Linked DNA regions of Homo sapiens: region 2 is linked to region 1. A link is an interaction called in ENCODE POLR2A ChIA-PET data of the cell type or tissue named here. Cell type or tissue: MCF 10A. All regions are shown on one strand. Each heading gives the region's core, and the rest is flanking DNA. Links, peaks and the distances in the headings are about the cores only. Region 1 overlaps CRYBG1 (crystallin beta-gamma domain containing 1). Region 2 overlaps CRYBG1 (crystallin beta-gamma domain containing 1).

What was found. ChIA-PET counts read pairs that join two places held together with the same protein. Peaks named below come from ENCODE experiments on the same cell type or tissue, not always from the same donor. Only the 100,000 strongest peaks of a DNase experiment are listed, where the experiment ranks them.
Region 2: POLR2A ChIA-PET joins it to region 1 with 5 read pairs; 2 of 35 experiments call an interaction of 5 or more read pairs at or near these places.

What each region holds. Positions count from the first base shown.
Region 1 is chr6:106,436,810-106,441,208 of GRCh38, forward strand. The region is part of intron 1 of CRYBG1 (crystallin beta-gamma domain containing 1); the gene reads left to right. Among named protein-coding and RNA genes, the nearest start is that of CRYBG1, 78 kb to the left of the region's middle. In MCF 10A, for the core only: no CTCF peak of the experiment used is centred there; no DNase peak of the experiment used is centred there.
Region 2 is chr6:106,494,916-106,499,314 of GRCh38, forward strand. All of the region lies in intron 2 of CRYBG1 (crystallin beta-gamma domain containing 1), which reads left to right. The region is part of intron 2 of LOC101927405 (a long non-coding RNA gene); the gene reads right to left. Among named protein-coding and RNA genes, the nearest start is that of RTN4IP1, 130 kb to the right of the region's middle. In MCF 10A, for the core only: no CTCF peak of the experiment used is centred there; a DNase peak (open chromatin) is centred at 2,086.

The sequences.
Region 1 (4,399 bases), core at 199-4,198:
CCTAAAAGTAGAGTTATAGGGGATAGGTATAGTAGCATTTTAAGTCTCTTGATAAGTATGAATAAATTGCTTACTAAAAGACTGTAGCAATTAATATAACCCCCCCCACCCCCGAGTAGTATGTTAAACCATTGGACATTATCAATTTTAAAATTGTATCCCAAGCCAGGTGTAGTGGTGCACACCTGTAGTCCCAACTACTTGGGAGGCTGAGGCACAAGATTCGTTTGAGACTGCAGTGTACTATAATTGCACCTATGAATAGCCACAGCACTCCAGCCTAGGCAACAGAGAGACCCACTTCTCTAAAAACAAAACAAATAAAATTGTATCCTATTGTTACTTTAATTTGCATATAGGGAAGTTGAAGTTGGGAAAATATTTTCATTAACCCTTTATTTCTTCAAATGCTTTATTTTTTTCATTTCCCTTGTTCATCTCATTGGGTTTGCTAATATTTTTCTTATATATTTATATGGTTTCTTTAGCATGGCTCTTAACTAATCATCAGGTATATTTGCTGAAAGTATTTTCTTGGCTTGTTATTGCCTTTAATTTTTTAATGTATGGAAATTTTTATTTTTGCATAGTAAAACTACCAATATTTTTCTTCTTCTTTTCTTTTTCTTCTTCTTTTTTTAAGAGATAGCATCTCACTCTGTCACCCAGGCTGCTGGAGTACAGAGGTACAATGTTTGCTCACTGTAACCTCAAATTCCTGGGGTCAAGCAATCCTCCTGCCCCAGCCTCCTGAGTAGCTAGGACTACTGGCAAGCTCCATCACACTCAGCTGATTTTTGTTTGTTTCGTAGAAACAGGGTGTTGCTATGTTGCCCAGGCCGGTTTTGAACTCTTGGGCTCAATTGATCCTCCTGCCTTGGCCTCCCAAAGTCCTAGGATTACAGGCATGAGCTACTGCACCTAGCCTTTCTTTTTTATTTCTCTCATTGCTTTTAATCGTAGGAAGTTGTTTTCCTTCCCTTCTAATATGCCATAATACGCTCCTAATCTTTATGATTTGATGTTTCTGCATTTAATTCTTTAGCCACCAGGAATTATCTTTGATATGGTATAACTTGGCTGGGATTTAAAGGAATGGACGATATAGAGATACACAGTTCTCTTTAGCTCAGAGATTCTCTCTCAGTACTTCTTGATTTTATTTCAAGGTTTCTTAGTTCCTGAGACAGCACCTTTTTATGTTGGGACTTTTGGTGTCTTTGGAGTGCCTGGATGACTTTAAAGGGCATGTACATCTTTTTATTTATCTTTCTTCCTTCCACAGGGCTTAGTAGAGTGCTTTACTAAGAGACAGCCCATTCTACACCTCCCTGGAAGAGACTGGCACATGCCAAGCCTCATTTAAAAACTACTCTGAAGGCCAGCGTCCCTAAAAAGATCTCTTCCTCTGAGTTATTACTGATGCCAGAAATACCTGTTATTTCATCTCTGTGTTAAACGTTGCCCTCTCCTCAAGCTGTCTTTTAGAATGCACATTCACGTTGGGGTAGCGTGGTATATTAGTTTCCTGGGGTAGCTATAACAAGTTGCCGTAAACATGGTCACTTAACAGTTTTTTCTCTCTCACAGTCTGGGGGCTAGAAGTCCAAAATCAAAGTTTCAGCAGGACCGTGCTCCTTCTGAAGGCTCTAGGGAAGGATCCCTCCTTGCTCTTCCTAGCTTCCCATGGCTGCTGGCAATCCTTGGTGTTCTCGTTGGCTTCCCACTGCGTCACTCCAGTCTCCTCCTGCATTGTCACAGGCGTGTGGCTCTGTCTATAAGCAAATAGTAAATCCATAATCCATATGTGTTTGCTTTCCCATAACATGCTTACATTTTAAGCAGAGAATCAAAGTTTTTGCATGGTATTTCTTCGGTTGATCAATATCTTCCTTTTTCTACTAGTAAAACAGATAAACTATTGATAGGAAAGTGAGAGGACAAAATGAATAATCCATTGGAATGATTCATGTAATGGTTTGATGTCAAATATTTTCGGTTTTCAAAAATAAATGAGTTAATAGTAATTGCAGTTATGTGATTTTCTCATATTTAAAGTCTAGTAGCATAAATTGTAACTGTTAAATTTGGTAACAAGAGAAAAATATGGTCAGGTGCAGTGGCTCATGCCCGTAATCCCAAAATTTTGGGAGGCTGAGGTGGGAGGATCACCTGACCCCAGGAGTTTGAAACCAGCCTGGGAAACATAGTGAGACCTGGTATCAATTTACTTAAAAAATGAAAAAAAAAAAAAAAAGAGAAAAATATTTTGAGTGGTTCCCAAGTGAGGAAAACCTAAGATTTTCTTCTTTTAAAGAAAAAAACGGATGACAGATTGGGAAATTAATTTTGCTAATAAAATATTTTGATCCTTTTCAGTAAAAAGCAACTATCAAAGCTGGGAAAAATACCAATAGCCTTTATTCTTCCCTTTTAAACAATGTGTGAAATAGAAAATTTTAATAAAATTTAATTATCTCCTTTTTAATTTTATGAATTTCTCATTTTTAGAAGCATCTTTATATGTCCTACCATTATTCAGTTTATAAAAAATAAGTTTGTTTCCTTTTTGAATTATTGTTAATATTCTTTAAAATTTGGTACAAAGACAATATGAAGATATTTTAACTGAAGAATATGAATACAGTGGTTCTTTGTGTTAGATTGTGCCCAATTTTCACAAAGTGAAAGTTTCTACCTTCGTCTTGACTGCAGGAATAAAAATCTCCTGTGAGCAGAGATTGTTGACTCAAGAGTCCTCATCATTCTACCTGATGAGATAACACTCCCTAATTTAAAATATTGTTAAACAAAATAAATATTTTCTTGGGACAGAATGCTTTGTGGTTTAGTGACTCAACTCTCTCTGTACTGGAAGCCTCAACCAGTGGCACAAGAAAAAAACTTGTTTTGTATCATCCCTGACTGAAAAAAAAAAAGCATTTGTTTTATACCCACTGAGTACAGGTTATAGAGACAGAAGGTGATATGGTTCTTAGCTCCTAAAAAGCCTATGATTAAATTGAGAAACTGATATATGTTCCCGGAAAACCTAGATGAACACTTACTAAATAGTACTAGGTGCAACTATATGAAATTGCCATATTTGACTGGTTTTGACCTACAAAAATGGTATTTCATAATGTTGAACCTCGAAGTTCAAAACCACTTACTTTCTCTCCCCTGCATTATGCACATCCTTCAGTTCTCTGTGTCAAGAGCTGTACAAGAAGCCTGTGTTAAGCCTGGCAGTCCCAGCACCCAGCCCAGGGAAGACGTGGGGCTGGTGGCTTTCCCCTTCCAGGGCTGTGCACCTGCTGTGCTGCCTCTCTTCTTCTGCCCTCTACTCTCCCTCAGCTACATTATTTCCACATATAGAATTTTCCTTCCTTTAAAGCACATCCTCACCTTATTTGAAGCACTTTCCTTTCTTCCTCTCTCTCTCTCTCTCTCTCTCTCTTTTTTTTTCTTTTGAGACAGAGTCTCTCTCTGTCACCCAGGCTGGAGTGCAGTGGCATGATCTTGGCTCACTGCAACCTCCACCTCCTGGGTTCAAGCAAGTCTTCTGCCTCAACCTCCCAAGTAGCTGGGACTGTAGGCGCACACCACCATGCCCAGCTAATTTTTGTATTTTTTTGGTAGAGGCAGGGTTTCACTATGTTGCCCAGGCTGGTCTCGAACCCCTGATCTCAAGCGATCCACCTGCCTCAGCCTCCCAAAGTGCTGGGATTACAGGTGTGAGCCACTGCACCCGGCCCCTTTCTTTTTTTCTTTCCATTCTTTGTTTCCCCTTTCATTCCATTATTAATCACTATCACTCAGTTGATGGCTGTAAAGCCTAAAAGTAAAGCTAGTGATGCATTTGTGTGACGGAAAGGGAAAAACCATGAATCTTGATGTGAAATTAGAAATAATAATCATCAACATGTGGTAACAACAAAAGCTCTGTAAAGTCATGTTACAGCCTGTGAAAAATTCTCCACCCACCATCTCTTTCTGATGAAACTGATGTTTCTCAATAATCCCTATTCTTAAAAAGAGAATAATCTACACTTGAGAAAAATAGACACTATTTCTCACACCATTTTATTGCTTTCTTTTTCTTTTTAAAAACTAGTATTGAAACAATTCTGTGATTTATAACGATGTCCTTTTCTTTTTGCTGTAGTGTAATATTTCAGCTACATGAAATTGACTTTTAGGGGCTTATGAAACAGGATTTATTACAATCAGGGAAATCTTGGAGGAAGTGAATTTTGAAATTAGACTTGATGGAATTTGATAGCCAAAGATTACAAAGAGGAGAGGCAAAAGCATTAATAGAAAACCCAAGCAAAGACATATAAATAATGAAGCAAGTTGTATGTATGGGAAGGGCAAACAAATCTGTCTGACCACA
Region 2 (4,399 bases), core at 118-4,117, 58 kb after region 1:
TGACCTTGTTCACCAGAGAAGGAAAATCAAAGGTACCATATATCCTTCTTTCTCTACCTACTTCCTATCTACCTATAATCCTATAATCAGGTTTTTCATGCAATTTAATGTATGCAGGGCAACTTTCTACAAACTACCTACTACTTCCTCTGTTGTCTTTTCAGCAATTTTGGTTCAGTGTCACACCCAAAAAAGGGCACACCTCTTTAACACTTTCAACTCTTGAATCAAACACACCCTTATTAAATGTGCTTTTCACATCAACAGTCAGTGTCTGTCATTCAGCTCTGGGAGAGAGCCGGCTCTGGCTCTGGGAGAGAGCAGCACTGCCGAAGGTGAGCTGATGAGAGCTCACCAGGGTATGCTGGAAGGAGGAGGATGAGACAAGGGTAATTTGAGAAGTAAGAAGATTGATATGGTAATGCACACACGGCTACATTTTACTTCCCATATTCTCTTGGTGTATCTATAGAAAACAAAAAAGAAGCAACACTATGGTAAGAAACTAACTGAAGTTTTTCCTTTTCATTGCCTAAGACTTTGTTTTGGACTTATATAGTATTATTAATAACATCAAGTAACTTCACAATGTATTTATTGTCTAGATCTGGTAGTTTTGGGGGGGCTCAAAAATCTGAAGCATTTGTGAATATATGGAATATAGTGGGGGGGCTGAGTACCCTTGGATACTTTGGCTCGAAGCAGAAATAAAAATGTCCAGTATAGGATCTGCTGCTGTCTGTGCTTTTCTAGGTTCTTTAAAATATTACAGGTAATCATTAACAAGCTACTCTCATTGAATATATTTGAGTTAGTTCCATCAGTCATTCTTACAGCATCTATTTTATAGACCCATTGTTGAGTGTACTATAAATAACTTATTTAATCCTTTTTTTCCTTGAGTAAAAAAAAAAAAAAAAAACAACTTTCCCCCCTGCCCCCTTTTCAAATTTCAAAGGCAAAGTGATATTCAACTCCTTGGAAAAAGACTAGTAGGGAAATATTGCTTTGAGAGTAAGGATTGATTTTTATTTTTCTTAATGGTAGGCAAAGTTAGAACTCTACTACACATTCTTTTAAAATGTAGGTTATCTTTCAAATGTGTTCCCAGTGGGTGTTGACGGCCTTCTGCCCTCATCAGCCTGTCCCCATAACAAGTTATTATGTATTGCACATACTTTCCCCAAACAAGATTTTATTTGGACACAAAAATTTATTGGAGACACTGGGCTTCTTACAACCCTGCTATTTAAGAAGTGGTTGGGATTAAAATAAATTATAAGAAATAACAATCCTGTAAACTTTTAAGAAAAAGAAGTTTACATAAGACCTATTAAACTTTGCTTCACCAGTTTGGTCATAGAGGCATAAGTATAAAGCCCCGATTAAATGTTGGGCGTTATTAGCCTTCCTTTTCTTTGTTAATAGTTTAATACTTAACACTTTCCTTATCATTTGATATTTTAGACACAATGGCTTAATAACTACACTGACAAATCATCTTTACACTAAGGTATAAGCTCTTCATCTTCCCCTAGAAATCGTAACAGAATTAATACCTCGTGACTTAAAACCTTTTTTGAAACAATTTGCCAATTTTTTTTTTTAATCTAGGTTTAAGAGCGTCATGACTATGAACCTTCAAAAATAATTTTAAGTTTAATTGAAATTTCTGATATTTTGGTCAACCATCTTATTAGAGACTAATTATAAATATCTAAAAATCTACTAAGCAGATTAACTATAGCCTATGTACATTGATAGGTAAACTTAGGTTGGTGAGAATGGCAGGAGGAGGTATTTTGGCCAGGCTGATCATTTTGAAGGTTGTTTGTCTCTTGAGTTTCTCTGTGATACAAGATAAAGATACATGGCAAGTGCTGCAGGTACTAACAGCGTAGTGGCTAGTGAGACGACATTTTAATTTTCATTCGAAGTGTTGAAATGGGCAGGAACCTGCTGCCTGTGCCTCCAGGTGTAATCAGGACTAGAGCAGGGCAGGAGAGCCTGGCGCACAGGCTTGTCCACCCCAAGCCTGTACAGGAGCAGTGTTTGCAAAACGCAATCCAGAGGCACAAGCCAAGGCAGAGAGAAGGCATCTGAGGCTCCCGCTGCCTGCCAGGAACACTGTAGTAAGAGGGTGATGAAATATTTCACTTTTCAAAACCGAAAGAGCAGGAAATTTCTCACCATCAGCCCACTCCTGACACATATAGTCCTAACCTCTGCCACCCTCCCCACCCCCCATGACACCAGCCCAAGACAGAATCTAATGGAATGGGTGAAGAATAAAACCAAATTCCATACGAGGGGAAATCAGGCCGGTCTTCCTGAAGGTAGAAAGAAACTGAGTGGGAAAAGACATTCGATGTTGCATGAAAACCCTTACAAGGATAATTTTATAGAATATATTCACCCCAACGAGAGGAAGTGTGAACTGCTTCCAAGTTCAGCAGTTCGATGTGGCTTTTTGGGCTCTCCTGGAACTGTCCTTCATGGCTCATACTCCTTGGTCTCCATGGTCTATTTCCTGTCTTTTACACCTGTCGGCCTTCCCCCTGCACCCCTTAGTAGCAGGCTCTGCTTCCAGCTCTTTCTGTGTCTGAGGGGACCTGCCTTGTTCATCCCTGTTCATGTTTACGTGTGTGTGCACACATGTGTGCGTGTATGTGATAGTCAAATACAGCCCAAAGGAACAGAACAAGCAATAGAAGAAGAGAAAGAGCACAAACATTACTAGGCATCTTCTAGTCCCACCAGCTATGTGTGACCGTTGGCAAATCCCTTTTCACCCTGCAGTTTTTTCAAATGTGAAATGAAGATAACAATTATCACCTCACATGACTGTTATAAAGTACTTGGCACATGCAGGTTCTTAAGAACTGTCAGCTGAGGCTGGGCGCAGTGGCTCATGCCTGTAATCCCAGCACTTTGGGAGGCCGAGGTGGGCAGATTGCCTAAGCTCAGGAGTTCTAGAGTGGCCTGGGCAACATGGTGAAACCCTGTCTCTACTACAAATACAAAAAAAAATTAAAAATAGCTGGGCGTGGTGGCGCACGCCTGTAGTCCCAGCTGCTTAGGAGGCTGAGGCATGAGAATCGCTTGAACCCAGGAGGCAGAGGTTGCATTGAGCCAAGATCACACCACTGCACTCCAGCCTGGGCTACAGAGCGAGACTCCGTCTTAAAAAAAAAAAAAAAAAAGTCAGCTGAAATAAATCACAAAAGAGGAAAAACTGAAAGGCCAATAGGTATATAAAACATAGTCAATGCCATTAGAAACCAAAGAAATGCAAGCTACCTAGTTTTGCAAAATATAGCTTACACTAGAAAAGTGTATGAACATACAAATAATGACTAATTATAAAGCAAACACCTGTATTACTAGACATAATTCAAGAAATAGAATATTGCTGCCACCCGTTAAGTCTCCTCCTGTTGGTCTCTCTGATCAGGTTTTGATCACAGTCCCTAAAGACACAATCCGGAACGCCATAATCCCGAATGGGGTTGTGATCCAATCCCATTAGGAATGTATCTTATGGAAATAATTAATGATATGGGTAGAGATAAGCCAGGAATACATTTTCTGCAGCCTGTGATACGTTAAAAATAATATAAATGAACAACTGTAGCAATTGTGGTATATCAGCATAATGGAATTCAATGTGACCATCAGAAATATTAATATCGGTCACACCTGTAATCCTAGCAGTTTGGGAGGCTGAGGTGGGCAGATAACTTGAGGTTAAGAGTTTGAGACCAGCCTGGCCAACATGGTGAATGACCATCTCTACTAAAAATACAAAATTAGCCAGGCGTGATGGTGAGCACCTGTAATCCCAGCTACTCAGAAGGCTGAGGCAGGAGGATTGCTTGAACTCAGGAGGCAGAGGTTGCAGTGAGCCAAGATCATGCCACTGCACTCCAGCCTGGGCAAAAAAAGTGAGACCCGTCTCAAAAAGAAAAAAAATAAATATAGAGGTATATTTATTGGCACGAACTCAGTGAAAGGACAATATACCAAACAACATATACAAAATGATACTGTGTAATGCCCTGGGGAAAAATAAGCCAAGAAAAAAAATAGTAACAATGATATTTTGGGATGAAAAAATTAAGGATAATTTATATATTTTTCATTGTAGTTATTCATATATTCTGACTTTCAAATGTAAATTTTTTTTGCATTTTTTTTTGTTTGTGTGTTTTTTGTTTTTTGTTTGTTTGTTTGTTTGTTTGTTTTTTGCTTTTTTGAGACGGAGTCTCTCTCTGTCTCCCAGGCTGGAGTGCAGTGGCGTGATCTCAGCTCACCGCAACTTCCGCCTCCCGGGTTCAAGCAATTCTCCTGCCTCAGCCTCCCAAGTAGCTGGGATTACAGGTGCCGGCCACCACACCCG